Linked DNA regions of Mus musculus: region 2 is linked to region 1. The links are chromatin loops, found by intact Hi-C in ENCODE. Cell type or tissue: heart. All regions are shown on one strand.

What was found. A loop is a pair of places that touch in the nucleus more often than their neighbours do. Peaks named below come from ENCODE experiments on the same cell type or tissue, not always from the same donor. Only the 100,000 strongest peaks of a DNase experiment are listed, where the experiment ranks them.
Region 2: a loop joins it to region 1, with 7 times the contacts of the local background. A loop is called at or near these places in 28 of 42 quality-filtered maps.

The regions. Positions count from the first base shown.
Region 1 is chr3:19,890,450-19,898,449 of GRCm38, reverse strand. It overlaps the pseudogene 4632415L05Rik. Among named protein-coding and RNA genes, the nearest start is that of Gm42190, 60 kb to the left of the region's middle. In heart, CTCF peaks have their summits at 3,422 and 3,625 (motif pointing right); a DNase peak (open chromatin) is centred at 3,659; H3K4me3 peaks cover 2,620 bases; H3K27ac peaks cover 1,716 bases.
Region 2 is chr3:19,689,993-19,697,992 of GRCm38, reverse strand. Trim55 (tripartite motif-containing 55) reads right to left here. Exons shown (of 10, transcript NM_001081281.2): 10 at 5,409-6,516. The coding sequence ends at 6,394. Crh (corticotropin releasing hormone) reads left to right here and starts at 2,597. Exons shown (of 2, transcript NM_205769.3): 1 at 2,597-2,826; 2 at 3,503-4,592. The coding sequence starts at 3,517. The coding sequence ends at 4,080. Gm42189 (a long non-coding RNA gene) reads right to left here and starts at 3,720. Exons shown (of 3, transcript XR_880694.3): 1 at 3,454-3,720. In heart, CTCF peaks have their summits at 3,711, 3,924 (motif pointing right) and 6,354; a DNase peak (open chromatin) is centred at 3,422; H3K4me3 peaks cover 941 bases; H3K27ac peaks cover 390 bases; H3K27me3 peaks cover 777 bases.

The DNA.
Region 1 (8,000 bases):
ACCCAGACCCAAAAGGATATACATTGTATTTACTAATAAGTGGATATTAGCCTAAAAATATAGAATACCTAGGATACACGCCACAGAGTTTATCAAGCAAAAAGGTCAATGATGATGCTTCAGTCTAGCTTAGAAGGGGGAAGAAAATCATCACAGAAAGCAGAGGGAGGGGGAGGAGAAAAGGGGATCATGATCATGTATGGGGGAGACAAACAGAAGAGAAGCCCAGAGGACCAGCAGAAGGAATGGAAATATGCAGCCTCAGAAGATGGGAGATGAGGAGACCCTCTAGGAAGTATCTGGAAGGTGAGAGACTCTCAGGACTCAATGAAGCTGACCTTAGCCAAAATGCCCAACAGTGAGGAGACAGAACTAGAAGAGTCTGCCTCCAGTAGATAGACAGGGCCTCAAGAGGAGGGATGGTGTTATCAACCCACAGTCAAAATTTCTGACCCAGAGCTGTTCCTGTCTAAAAGAACTGCAGGGACAAAAATGGAGAAGAGACAGGGAAAAGCAGTCTAGTGACTAGCCCAACTGGGGATCTACCTCATGGGGGAGACACTAATAGGTCTGGCACTATTATTGATGCTATGATGTGCTTACAGACAGGAGTCTAGCATGGCTGTCCTTTGACTACCAGCTGACTAAGACAGAAGCAGATACTTACACCCAACAGACAGGCCTGTTCTCAGCCCAGCAGACCCTCTGATCTGAGCTCCAAAATCTCTCCACCCAGCTTGCTAAGTTGCCATGGTGGACTGGAACTCAGTTGAGTCGCCACATGAAGGAAAACGCCACATAATCTTAGCTTAGAATCAAAAGGCAACACAATCACTGAGCGCAACAACTAGCGTCCTAATGTGTAAGCCTTTCTAAGTTAAATTCTCCCGTAATGAAGCCCAACGGATCTGCCACCCAAACTGGGGCCTCTTCTACCTACATTTTGGTGTCCACTTTCCTGTCTCCTCTCTTCTTCCACCATCCCTTTCTCTGACCCGGAGTCCTGCCTACTCGCTCAGTGATTGGTTCTTTGAAATCTTTATCCATTAGGGGAAGGTTCACATGAAGTCACCTGAGGGCATGATTCACTCAATTCACAGGCAACCCCTCTAGGGGAAACAGAATTAGCATCAAAATACAAACAGTACCAGGGCTATCCACAGCACTTCCCCACTTTTTGTCCAATTAAAAGGCTCTTTTTTTTTCAGATATACATTGAGCACAACTATTAGCATTTTGTAATTTATTAAGTACAAAATATACCTAACACCCAGTCCAGCATTTTCGTCAATTAAATAGAACACTCTGTTATCTATCCTAACTTAAGAAAGGCTTATAAATCCATGTTATGTCCTAGTTAGCTTGCATATTATCTGAAAACTACCCTCTAAATATATTCTCTCACTGCTAAATAGCCTGGGTTGGCTATGGGACTATAACTTTTAAGAACAACCAATATTTGAAAATATAGGAAGCCCAAGTGCTGAGATTACAAATGAGCAGCTACATCCAGCAGGAGATTTCAAGTTTTTTGCTGTCTGAATGTTTTTTCCTGATATCAATGACTTATTTGAGCTTAATAAACTTACTTTGCATAAATATTTCCTGAAAATTCATAGTAAAAAGTCCAGTATTGAGGGAGGAGCGCTTGGGACAGAGCCATAAGGCCTCAAATTCCAGTTCAGCCTCTGCTTCATAGTGAATTCCAGCACAGCACGGGCTAAAATCTAAAACCCAAGCCAATTCAACAAAAGCCACTGATTATAAACAAAATGACAAGTATTTTCTGGAGTAACAAGGTTAATTCCAATTTATCATTTAAAACAATGTGTTCATTTGGCCAACATCAATTGTACTGTGCTTTCGATACTATACTTAGCACTAAATAAACTTCTGAGTTTTCCTAATACAAGTGACTTACCTGTAACCATTTTTTTTTTTAAGCACACAATATATTGGTACCCAGGTCACTGGCTTCATGTTCAACAACTTCTACCTACAGTAAAAGTTAAAATTAACACCAGGTATCAGCATATCTTTTATAATACGTGCAAATCACATAGTTTTCCCCATTCTCCCTGCTTTGATACATACACAAGCTGCTACAAAAATAATGCGAAAATGTTGAGACCAATCTACTATACTTCAGAAATCTCATCAACCCAATATACAAAGTCAAGATAAAAAAGCAGGCTGTTAAGTTATTCCTGGTTCTGACCATATTATTTCTACAAATCTCATGTTCTCAAATTAGAGCTATAAGTTCCAGCCAATGTCTCTGTTGTGGGAAAAGCATAGTCCAGCACTGACGTGAAGGGAGGCAAACCTGTCCCTTCAATGTCAAGCTCAACGAGGGTGGCGGCCACCTCCTGCACCAGCCTGCAGCTTGGCAGAACAGGATCAATGGGGAGAACACTGCTTCCTTGGTACAATTCTTCTTTCTTCTTGTCACCTAGAGCAGGCTGCCTGGAATGCTTTTTTTTTTTTAGATTTATTATTTATTATTTAGCCACCATGTGGTTGCTGGGAATTGAACTCAGGACCTCTGGAAGGGAAGTCAGTGCTCTTAACTGCTAAGCCATCTCTCCAGCCCCTGCTCTTACTCAAAGATCTTTGCTGGATCCCCTTTCTCTTCGCCTTTCTGGCTCATTTTCCTCTTCTCTCATCTGCTTGTTGATGCGCCCCCTCACATCCTGATGAGGCTTCTTGCTGTTCTTGACTTTCAGTAGCTCCAACTGGTCATTTTCTCGGTCACAAAGTCCTCAAAGAGGGACTAAAACTTCCTCTTCTTCCGGGGCTCTAGGGGCGTCTTCTCCTTAGAGAGGCGCTCCTGGAAGCGTCCCACTGCAGCGGTGGAGTCACTGGCCACTTGCTGGGCGCAGACCAGCTCCTCCTTACTCAGGTGTCTCGTTGGGTGCAGGCCGACTGAGTTGGGCATCTACATCTTGTGCACTCGGATCCGCGGTCGTTTTAGCTCGTTCTTGGCCACGCGTTCCTTCTTGGCCTAAATCTGCTTCCATGGGGTCGGGTGCCCCCAGGCACATTTATCAGCCATTCCATACTGTGGTTCCGGGCGAGCTTGCAGTCCAATCAGCACCGTCACTGGCCACTCACCTCGTCCCACAAGAAAGTGGTCTTCTTGGGTGGATGCTCTGATGACGCGCGAACTGCTGCCAGCGGGTGAGCAGCCGCGGCACGGATAGCAGCTTCCCGCGGGGCAAGCGAGTGGAGGGCACCGGCAAGCGCGCTACCACCGCCTCCCCCAGCGCACGGTCGGCAGCAGCACGGTGATGAGCAGCTGCGTGCTGTCCCGCGCCAAGGCCGGCAGCTCGGCCTGTCCGGGAGTGCGGTCCGGAGCCGGTAGGGTGCCAAGGTCGAATTCTTGCTCCAGCTCTTTGTGCACTGGGAGGCGCTGCAACTTCTCCGCCTCCACCTGGCCTGCAGCATCTCTGCGCTCTGGCCCTCCATGACTCCCGGTCCCCTCACTTCGGTGCAGCATACTTCAGAACGTACTTCATTCCAGGGGCACCCAAATACCCCCAAACCACAGACGGACCTCTGGACTCTTAATCCGGAAAAGAAGAGTTTATTTCCGGGGTACGTGGAGCCGGTTAGCAATGTGTGGTAAGGGAAAGGCCAGCAGAGGGCGGCATTGGAGAGCTGATGTGCTTAGAGGCCGGCCCCGGATTCGCAACCGAATGTGGCCTTACAGGCGCTGAGGGTTCACTGTATGAAGACTAAAAGGCTCAGAGACTGGCTAGGACTACGTTTCCCAGAGTGCAGCGGGGCGGGGAGTGGTCGCGGTAGGACGCGCGGGCTTCCCAAACTTCTGGGGCTGCTAGCTTTGTTGTTTACAGAGGTAGTATGCATACACACTGCGGGTAAATCAATTACAAAAGTGTTTGGGGCGAGACAAATTATCTCCCCAGAGTCATAGCCAGGTCTTTGCGCCCTAGGAGTGAGCGATTCCACGGATACACTTAAAGATTGATTGTTTTGCGACTTAGGGCAGGCTTCTCGGCTGTGCTGGGTGGTTGCAAGCTTAGGTTCCAGTTACGGCTGTGCCACTATTTGATCCTGAGATACTTAGTTAAGATTGAAAAATCGTGTAAGGTGGTGACTCTAATAGTACTCCTCATCCAGGACTGTTTTAAATGTGTACGTTAAGGAAGGCTAAGATACCAGTGAAAACTGGCTATCCGTTTTTAATTCAATACTTGTGGTGGCTTGGGAATCTAAGGCCGCATTATACCTGTCTCAATTTACTGTTTACTGTCATTTACTTTGATAAGTGTTTTACTCTAGTTCTGTTAATACATTGGTAAATATGGAACCTTAGTTAATAACTGGTACTGAGAAAGTTCTCAATAGATGAGATCTGCTGTTATTTTCACTGATGAAAAGGCAGACCTAGAAGGTGAATTGACTTAATAAGGTGAGACACCAAGGGAATATGAGTGCTATCGGCATAATGACCCTGGTGTTACAATGGGCGCGTTTTCAGTGTGATGTCATGCAAACATTTTGTTGTTGTTGTTGTTTGAATCATATTAGTAGACTTTTACTGAAGTTTTCTAATCTAGATCACATGAGGTTGAAGCAGAACTCAAACTTCAAATGCATCTGATGAGGCCTTGAATTCTTGATCTTCTACCTCTCTCCCAAGGACTAGCATTATAGACATGCAACACCGTACCCAGCCTCATTTCTAAAGCCAAGTTTTCAGTTAGAATACAATGTAACAGTTTTTAGTATAGTGCTTTCATACAAGTACCGTTGTTGTTGTCTTACTCCTTCACTGCCTTCCCCATCCCCCCTTAAATAGACATTTTAAAATGCAGACTAAACTGGGTATGGCATATGCCTATAACCCCAGCACTCTAGAGATAGAGGCAGAGGGTCAGGTATTCATGGCCAGCCTTAGTTGCATAGGGAGTCATTCAAATTATTTTTGTTTTGTATATCTCTCTAAATTTTCTCTATGGCTAAGGATGGTCTTGGAATTGATTTCCCTGCCTCTTCTTTCCAAATTCTGGGATTACAGGAAGGAGCCACTATATTCCTTTAACTGTAACCTCTTGATGCTAGACCAGATGTCTAAAACTACACAGCACAAAGCTTCCCCCAAAGTTGCTCCTCCTTCTGTCATCCTCTCATCCTCTTCCTCATGGCCTTTGCTGCCCGAGGAACCCTGCCATTGGGAATACCGTATCGACAATAGTCCCAGGTTATGTCATATTCATCCTATCTAGTAACTTGCTCTGATGATGGCAAGTTCATCTTTAACTTTTCCTATCTCCATATCTAATCAGTTCAAAAGCCTGTTGGCTCTCTGCTAGCAGGTCCAGGCGAGAGGAGAGAGCTCACTTCAGCCTCTCTGAGGCTGAGTGGGATGGTGAGTGTTGATGGCCCCAAACAAACACACCTGGGCCAGGAGTGTTGTCAAAGCAGAAACTCACTTTATTAAACTAGATACTTGCTTATATAGAGAAGGCAAGGAGGTGGGGGTAGGGATATGGGGTGAGATGACATATGTGATGGAGTGAAATGACGAGGGGTGTGGGGTTATCTCACGGGGCCTACATCAGCAGTAGCTAGGCAGAGGCAGTCTCAATCAGGTTGGTAGGTCGTGCTGAGTCATTCTCAAGTGGAGGAGAATGACGGGTCTCAAAAATTGAGCCCAAACCAAGGCCAAATAGGGCCCAACAAAAGGCTCGGTAGCTTGTGCCTGTATATTATGTCCTTCCCATCCCCACTGCCATGGCCTTACCTGATCCTAGCCTGGATCTCTTCTATCTCCTTCTCTAGATCATCCTTCTACTTTGCAAGCAACACCAGTTTCTAGCTGATTTTGACACACCCCTAGCCCTCTGTAGACACCATATAACCTTTGTGGCTATCAAAACCCAACAGCTTGCCTCAGAGAGCTGTCTTCCAGTTCCATGAGCTCCCTTGGTTCTATTGAGAACCTCGAAAGTTTTCCTGAAGCTTCCCCATGGAATTCCATGAGTGTGGCCAGAGCACATGCTTCTTTTGCACATGGCAGGCTCATGACTAACCTGGGTCCTGTTTGTTTATCACCTGGCTTCAAGTCACTGGTAGTTATAAGTCAGAGTACTCGCCTCACTTGTTCTACACACTCTTACTTTTCATTTAACTGTCTCTAGATCTCTAAAGGGGGAATGTAATGAAGAGTGACAGCTTTGTGACCTTTCTCATCAAATGAGGTTATTTTTTTTTAAAGATTTATTTATTGTTATATGTAAGTAGACTGTAGCTGTCTTCAGACACATGGGAAGAGGGTGTCAGATCTCATTATGGATGGTTGTGGTCCACCATGTGGTTGCTGGGATTTGAACTCGGGACCTTTAGAATAACAGTCAGTGCTCTTAACCTCTTGAGCCATCTCTCCAGCCCATTAAATGAGGTTTTCTGTTTCTTGTCCCCACTTCACCATGAAAAGGGATAAGATGTTTAAGGACATTAAATTAATACTTTTCACCATCTCAACACACGGTTACTTTGATTAGTACAGCTAGTTCTTAAAACAATTTTATCAGTCTTTAAAATGGCATCAATGTAGTTTTACTTTTTTCCCTAAGAAATGAAACTAATTTATTTGTTGTGTATATGGGCATATCTGTGCTATTGCACACATATGGAGATTAGAGGACAATTTTGGGGGGTTCTGGGAATTGAACTCACATTGGACCTCTCTTTCTCAATGCTGTTCAATTTCCTACCTTTTTGATGGTGGGAATTATTAAGAATGGTTCTGGCAATTTTTGAATCTGCAGTGAATATTTTTTTTGTCCCCAAAATTTAGTATACCAGTTAAGTTGATAAAATATTAGCTAAGAGCTCTTATACTACTTAAATTATTTGCACATGGTTCAATTTTGCTGATTCATAGTTTTATCTTGGAAATACTTGAATGAAGAATTTTTAAAATTAATTGCTGTATGTATGTGGTGTGTGTGCGTGTTTATGTGTAGGCCTATGATGGTTTAAATAGGGCTGACCCTCATAGACTCATGTGTTTGAATGTGGTATTATTAAGAGGTATGGCCTTGTTGGAGTAAGTGTGGTCTTGTTGGAGGAAGTGTGTCACTGTCTGGGGGGAATTTGTGGTCTACAATACTCAAGCTATACTTAGTGTAGCATAAAGTTCTTCTGCTTCCTGATGATCAAGATGTATAACTCTTAGTTCCTTCAGCACCATATCTTCCTGCTCCGTGCTGTTTCCTGCCATGATGATAATGGACTGAACCTCTGAAACTGTAAGCCAGCCCTGGTTAAATGTTTTCTTTTATAGGAGTGGCCATGGTCATGGTGTCTCTTTACACCAATGGAAACCCTAACTCAGTCAAGGCCATAGGACAATCTTCTGAATGCTGTTGTTCCTTATGTTGTGACCTCCAACCATAAAATTATTTTTGTTGCCACTTCATAACTGTAATTTTGCTACTGCTATAAATCGTAATATAAAAATGTGTTTTGCCAGTGGTCTTTGGCAACTCTTGTGAAAGGGTTGTTCAACCCTCAGAAGGGTCATGAGCAATAGGTTGAGAACCATGCTATAGGAAGACACGGTGTGTCTTATTCTATGATTCTCAACTTATTTCTGAGAGACAGTATCTCTCACAGAACCTGGATGTAGACTGCTGACAGGCAAACCCCAGGGATCCTCCTAATCACTCTTCACACAGCTTTGAGATTACAGGCATACACAGTACTCAGCCACAGTGACTTTCTAAGTCAGTTCTGTGTATTCAGACTCAAATGTTTGTGCCTGCTCAGCAAATGCTCTTCCCCACTAAGCATCTCTCCAGCTCTGCTGTTGAAAAATTTCTTAATCATAGACAAAATTTGCTTCAGCTTTAGTCAGAAATCTATACTAAAAATCCATTGTTTTAAAAAGAAACAATGAAGGCATAGCTACTAGATGTGTAGTTAGTGGAGAAGCAGGCAGCATAGCTAACAAACACTGTACCATTGTC
Region 2 (8,000 bases), 200 kb after region 1:
TCACTACTTGGTGCCCATATTTCTTGAACAGTGTTTCTAGGATATAAAAGCATTTGTGTTGGTCCTTTTATGATTCCTTTCAGTAAGTGAAGTGCTATCTCTTGGTGTGAGTCTTGTAATAGAGATTATTAGTGTCTTGTGTAGATCATATCTACATTGTTATGTCTGTAATCACACATCAATGACATAATTTCAAGAATCCTCCCTACTCCCTATATTCTATAAAAAGATAAAATTAATTCTTTTATTTTTGTGTGAATTTTTATTTTGCATTTTCATTTTTAGGTGCATCAGTGCACTGAAAAACCTCACATCACAAGATTCAGCTAACATGAAAATAGCAGTGTGCACATACAGACATTTAAAGCCAAGGGGCACTGCACAAAGAATTTCTGTGTTCTTGTGCCTTGGGAATAAAAGGAAACCCCACGAAAAGGCCTCCAAGAGCTGATATGTGTGTTGCTCCACCTCGTCCACTCGTCTCTGCTCATTCGTGTGCCTGTGCTGGGAAAGAAAGCACAAAGGATGCCGTGATGCTGTGTAAATAGTGAGGCCAGCAGTAAAGAACTGGGTTCTTGTTCTGACTTTATCACTCGCTGAGTAACTTCAGATTCCCTCTGGTTCTCATTTAAGCCAAGCGAGCATTTCTAACACGAGTTCTCTGAGATTTGCTTCAGTAAATTATGGTACTTCACAATTTATATTCCAGGTAAGCCCCGTGGCAAAGGCTCAACAGCAATAGTGGAGCCCGAGTAAAAACACGTCTCCTGATGGTCCGATGGGAGGGATCTTGAGGGCCAGGAGGTTAGCAAGAGCCCATGTGTGCCACTTCTTCCCCCAGGGACCCTCCCTGACTTCTCCTGGAAAGCCCATAGGCATGTCTCTCTCTTACTTCCTCTTCAGGACTCATTGGCCTCCTTTCCCTCTCCAGACTGGCACTTAAGCTGAACTTTATGAATGGGCAAAGAATTGGTCAGGAATGAAAGTTAAAACAAAACAGAGACCAACAAACAAAAATCCCAAACACTGAGGTGAATTTTAACCTCTAAAATGCCCACTGTAACAATAGTGAAGGTTCTGCAGGCCTCCTGGTCAATGTAAACCCACTTTTCCTCTAAAGCACAATTTGATCATTATTTATTAATGAATCACACTTCTCCTGTGGACAGAATCCTTCCTGTGTTCTCTTCTATCAGAAATGCATCCCATTCATTCACCTATGAGCTGACTTTTCTGCAACCTCCAGTGTGAAAACACCTTCCTCTTGTTTCAAGAAGAGTTATCAATTAGTACAGGCCCCAAACAGGGGTGGAAATCTGCATTGCATTACTTGTGACAGAGAAAATGGCAGACATAACCAGAAACAGGGAACAGGAAATTTTGGATAAACAGTAGTGGTGGTTATGAAGCAGCTGAAGCGAATCCCAGACACTAGAGTTTGTAACAGCATCTTGAATTGCAGGATTAAAGGTAACTACTTCCCACTTAGACATAATCTCCATTCAACTCAAAATTTGAGAGTAGATTTATAGACATGGCATTGTGTTCTATAATAGTGCCAGAAAGCAATAACTAAAGACACTTGTGGTGCACATTTGAATGTGGAGAAAAGAACAGAACACATAATAAATAACTTGAGTGGTTTGCTCTGCATACCATCATGGTTTCACAGTACACGGAGGTGAAATGAATGATTCTCATTTACAGACTCAATAACTGATTTTTTTTCAGGCTATCAAACAGCTTAAGTTTTTTCAACACAAGAGAACAATGCCTCTCTCATTGGGTTTGCGGTGTAGACTCCGAACAGAGTGTTTAATATACACAGCTCACCCTGCTCTTCTTGGGGGAACAGTCCTGATTAACTTTAGATTCTAAGAGAACCATAGGAGGCCTGAGATTCACTTGAAACTGAGGCTTTTAAGAGACTTTGTTTATGGCCTTCCTCGTTAGAATAGCTCTTTTCTTGTGAAGGAAAACACTAAGCTGGTTTCAAAAAAACGTACTGGCCTTGTCTTCAGCTCCATAATTCCTATGTATGCTCTTGGGAGGGCTAAGTGGATAAAAACTCAGACCTGGTTGTCTCTGTCCCCTAGTTCTTCATTCTCCTCCAGGCAGAAAGATGGCAGGCCATAGTAACGACAGATTTCAGATACTGAGATGTTTCCTGAGAGGACAACCTGACAGAAGAGTTAGGTGGGGGTGCTGAGGCACCAGGAAATGTCCAGATCCACCCCTTTAATGGTAACTACCTTCTTGGAAGCTCTGCACTCCCCACCTCTTCTTCTTTCCCCTCCCACTCTCTGTCTCTTTTCTGGTCCGTATCTGGCCTATCATAGTAAGAGGTCAGTCTGTTTTCCACACTTGGATAGTCTCATTCAAAAATTTTTGTCAATGGACAAGTCATAAGAAACCCTTCCATTTTCGGGCTCGTTGACGTCACCAAGGAGGCGATAAATATCTGTTGATATAATTGGATGTGAGATTCAGTGTTGAAATAGCAGAACTCTGTCCCTCGCTCCTTGGCAGGGCCCTATTATTTATGCAGGAGCAGAGGCAGCACGCAATCGAGCTGTCAAGAGAGCGTCAGCTTATTAGGCAAATGCTGCGTGCTTTCTGAAGAGGGTCGACATTATAAAATCTCACTCCAGGCTCTGGTGTGGAGAAACTCAGAGCCCAAGTACGTTGAGAGACTGAAGAGAAAGGGAAAAGGCAAAAGAAAAAAAGAAGAGAAAGGAGAAGAGGAAGAAAACCTGCAGGAGGCATCCTGAGAGAAGTCCCTCTGCAGAGGCAGCAGTGCGGGCTCACCTACCAAGGGAGGAGAAGGTAGGCAGCGCCTAGACGGGCGCCACCAACTTTGTGCTGCCTGAGCTGCTGTGGTGAGCCCCGGAGCCAGCTGCCCATGTGCTGGAATGCCTGTGCCTATGCATGTATGTGTGTCGCTAACTGTGCCTTAAAATTCCGATGACAGTGGCGATTTGAAAAAGCGAAGTTAGACGGCGGCTGCTCATCTTTATCCACTCAATCCAATCTGCCACTCACTGCTCATAGTCTGTGCAAAGAATGGCTCCCCTATTGCATCCCATGTCCCCAAGCAAACGGAGTAAGGGCAGGAATGGAGACAGAGAAGGTTGTTCTCAATTTGGCAGAAAAGGATGTCCGAAAGGGGGCGATTAGGGTGTGCGACAGCTTAAACCTGTGGCACTTGTCCGGGCTCAGGGAAGTCGGTTTAGGGAAGACGTTTGGGAGGTCCTTAGGAAGAGGAGCCAGGGGTTGTCCCTTCTAGGTCTCCAAAGAAGGGTCACCGCGGGCTCGCACCAGTTGAGCTTTGCAGGTACCTAGCTTCAGCACCGCGGACAGCGTCACCGAAGCCTAGAGCCTGTCTTGTCTGTGGGTGTCCGATAGGAAGCCCCGCTGCACCTTCCAGCTGAGCTAAACTCTGACCAATCTTACCTTTCTCCCCCACCTTCTCTCTCCCCCGACCTCAACCTCGGTGCTTCAGAGAGCGCCCCTAACATGCGGCTGCGGCTGCTGGTGTCCGCGGGCATGCTGCTGGTGGCTCTGTCGTCCTGCCTGCCTTGCAGGGCCCTGCTCAGCAGGGGATCCGTCCCCCGAGCGCCGCGGGCCCCGCAGCCCTTGAATTTCTTGCAGCCGGAGCAGCCCCAGCAACCTCAGCCGGTTCTGATCCGCATGGGTGAAGAATACTTCCTCCGCCTGGGGAATCTCAACAGAAGTCCCGCTGCTCGGCTGTCCCCCAACTCCACGCCCCTCACCGCGGGTCGCGGCAGCCGCCCCTCGCACGACCAGGCTGCGGCTAACTTTTTCCGCGTGTTGCTGCAGCAGCTGCAGATGCCTCAGCGCTCGCTCGACAGCCGCGCGGAGCCGGCCGAACGCGGCGCCGAGGATGCCCTCGGTGGCCACCAGGGGGCGCTGGAGAGGGAGAGGCGGTCGGAGGAGCCGCCCATCTCTCTGGATCTCACCTTCCACCTTCTGCGGGAAGTCTTGGAAATGGCCCGGGCAGAGCAGTTAGCTCAGCAAGCTCACAGCAACAGGAAACTGATGGAGATTATCGGGAAATGAAATGTTGCGCTTGGCCAAAACGATTCTGCATTTAGCACACAAGTAAAAATAAAAATTTAAAACACAGTATTCTGTACCATATCGCAGCTCCGATATCATTTGTTTATTTTTATATAGCTTGAAGCATAGAAGATGTACAGGGAGAGAGCCTATATACCCCTTAATTAGCATGCACAAAGTGTATTTCTGTGTCGTAACAAAACAGCGTTATTTGTATTGCCCATGCTTAATTTCTATGTGCAAATAAGCGTCTTTATAGCGATATCTTAAAGAAAATGTGGCCCCAAGGAGGAAACCTTTGAAAAAGCAGATGGGAGTCATCCAGTTGTTTTTATTTGGAGCTGCAGTGGAAGAGAATTCATTCTTGAGGGGTGGCTAGGACGAAATGTGTAAGCTCTTTGAATCAACTTTTTCTTGTAAATGTTTCAGTAATAAAACATCTTTCTGATTCTTGGTCAATTTGGTTGTGTAAGAGAACGTTAAATATATTTTTAATAAAATCTGCAAAGGTTGCTGTGGCTTTATTTTTCCTCTTCAGTGTGCATACAGAAATGGCCCCAGCACAAGACATAAAAACAGCACAACAAACAACTTGCCCCTCAACAAAACACCCTACATTTTATTTTCTCTTAAAGATAGGAACATTTGTCACATAGCTTACATTGGCCCTGTAATTTGTCCTGGGCTTTCCTCTGTACCTCTCAGACTTCCCTTCTGAGATTAAATTAAATAATTTTAGAGGTTCCTCCCACCTCTAAAACTTGATCACAGTGGAAATAACACGCAAGCCTAATTAGCTGAGGACCGAGGAAGTGTGGGCCTCATGGGAAGTGGGTGGAGGTCAGAGGACAACTGGAGAAGGTCAGACTCCTCCTACCATGTGAGTCCTAGGACCTGAACTGGGTTCTTTAGGCCCAAGAGCAAGCCTGTACCCACTGTACTACTCACCAGCCTAGATAGGAGAAACTTAAGAATGCAAGCATCTCAAGTAAATAAACATATTTTCAGTGAAAGGTCACTTGGGAAATTTTTTCTTAAAAAAAAATAGCTACACAAATACCTTTCACATTTCTCTCTATCCCAGTCCTAATAACTGCAACCTGTAGGCCTGTTATTTGCTTCTAAAATTAAACAGCACTTCTAATTTTAATACGTTTGCTTTAGTAGTTTAGTTACCACCCTAAAAATTTTAGTTCCATAATTAATACTTTTAAATTAATTTGTATATATGAAGATGGCACTTCTCTTGAGGCCCTGGAAATATGCTTGATTAATGGCTTAATAATAAAACATGAATCACTGAATAAATTGCTGGGAGACTGAAGTTCTTAAAAACATTTATTTAATAGTTCATTTAAAGTAAAGTTACACTTATGTGATGAAGGCAAGGAAGGAGAGAGGAGAGAGAGAGACCGGGGGGGGGGGGAGGGAGGGAGGGAAGGAGGAAGAAAGGAAAGGAGGGAGAGACAGAGGGGGAGAGAAGAGACAGAGGGAGAGAGGGGGAGAGAGAGAGAGAGAGAAGGCACACAGGGGGAGAATTGTGTGTATACTTAAATCCATGCAGTTGCTCCACAGATTATCAGATTGCTGCTATGGCAGGACACTTAAGAAAGTAGACAGCTCCTCTTTGAAATTCAATTAAAATGCCTAATACATGGATATGATTATGAGATATGTAAATAAGGTTAGAAAAATGTCAAAAGAGTTGCCCTAGATTTTTGGCCTTCTGGACTATGGACGTGTGGCCACATGTAAAGGAAAGTCCTGTCTGCGCACCCATGGCATCCATAGGGAAAGGAACCTCTACAGTGCCCTACATAGCTTTGGTCAGTGACCAATCTCCATATTTTGATAAATCGGTCAGTTTGGAACTGACACTGAACATCACCTACCACCTGCAATGCTAAGGAGAAAAGCAAAAGGCACAAGCGTCCTAAAATAACCAGAAGCCTGAGGGAGGCTGGGAGAGTGTTCTGCCACTTTGTTACCACTTGGCACTTATGGCTGATACACAGGCATGCACCACACCTACACAACCTTCAGAAGGTTTCTCACACAAATGAAAGATTTGCAGAAGATCAAGTTTCTTCAGAAGAGTATTTTCTGTAATTTTGTTCTGAGCATAATCATTTTCTCAATGAGTGAGATAAGTCATCTGGAATTAAAGGGTGGTGGTGTTGTATTGTTTTGTTTTGCTTTCAGAAATCCTGTCCAGAGGTCCCCTTCATATGAATCGTGGTGAATTTCCACCTGTTTCCTGCTGCCTATGTGCTTCTCAGCCAGGCAGACAGGGGGCAGCAACGAGAATAAATATTATTCATTTAGGGAATTCAACCAGGAGAAGGAGAAGACGTGGCGAGCTGGCTCAGGATCAGCCCCACCCCCACTCCCCAAGGCTGCAGACTGTCCCTGGGGAGAAGGGGCCTCAAATCCAATCTGCAAAAGAAGAAAATGTGGATGAGAGGAAGGAGAGAGTAGACCTTTGGGGAATTGGTCCAGTTACTGATCTACGGAGGAGAGAGGATGATGAGATGATGATAGTAATTAGATGAAGCATAATTATTATTAGGGATAGAAAGCAAACTTAGGTCATCTTAGTTATGGTCAAGAGCCATTCAAGTGATTCACGCTCATAATTCAAAAAGAATAGCAATAGCGCATGCAGTGGAATGGAGCTCTGGTGGGGAGAAGCCAGGGTTCCCTGCTTGGCTTTCCTGAGTTAAGTCATTCATGATTTACTGACATGACAGTCTCATTCACACACACAGATATCTAGGTTTACAAAAATCTGCAAAACTATTGAAATCCTGCTAAGTTTTAACTCATAACTCAGCGATAGAGTGCCTTCCCAGCCGTCCTAGGCCCGAGTTTCATCCCCAGTGCCACACAAGACAGAGAGGCCGAGAGGGGGAGGAGAGGAGGGAAGGGGTAGGGGAGCGGAAACTTAAATGATGTTGCTATCTTATGACAGTGCAACTTATACTCATATTCATATAATGTCTCCACTGCTGACGTTAGAAGTTTCTACCAGATTACACTCGTGTGCCATCAGTCGGGGTATGTTCCCAGAACGTCAGCATTAAGTTATATTACTGTAGAGGGGGCACCAGTGCTCGTGCACTGAGACAATAGCAGTAAGCCATACTACCTAGAAGAATCAAACTCGAGGAGATCACTGACAAAATGTTACTATGCACACATTTATATGTTTGTAAATCGCTTCAACTTTGCAAAACCCCTCCGTTTTGCAAAGCCAAAGTATTGATCTTGAACAAATCCTGAAGTGAGTGTCTCTAGGCAATAAAATCTTATAACGTTTAATTCACCTGACCAACTCAATCTTATAAATGAACTTCAATAATTTGTTTTGAGTTTTAAAAATAACAGCTTAATGGAACAAAGAACATTCATATATATATATATATATATATATATATATATATATATATATATATGACTCGCAATTTGATTGTTTTCATTCAAACTGTAAGGAGACCATGATAGATCTGGTTTGTTCCACCGGAAATGATCAAGTGTGTTCTCGCACTTTCCTGGTAAACTCTGCAGTATGGAAATGTCAAAGGCTCAGAAGGAGTGAGGCAGCATGTGTACCCAAGCACAGAAGCCCTGGGGTGAGGGTGGGGTGGGGTGGGGCTGAGGTGGGGGTGGGGCTGGGGGCGGGGCTGAGGTGGGGATGGGGCTGGGGGGGTTGGGGTTGGGGTGAGGTAGGGCTGGGGCAGGGCGGGGCTGGGGTGGGGTTGGGGCTGTGATGTCTGACCAAGCAGGACTTCTGTAAGTATGAGTATATTGTTGCTGTGCAGAATAGTTTTTAGAGGAAATGAGTGCTTGGCAGGCCCCTTCCCAGATCTCACCATAGAGGTGTGAGGTGTCATTCAAAAAAACCCAACACAATTATAGTG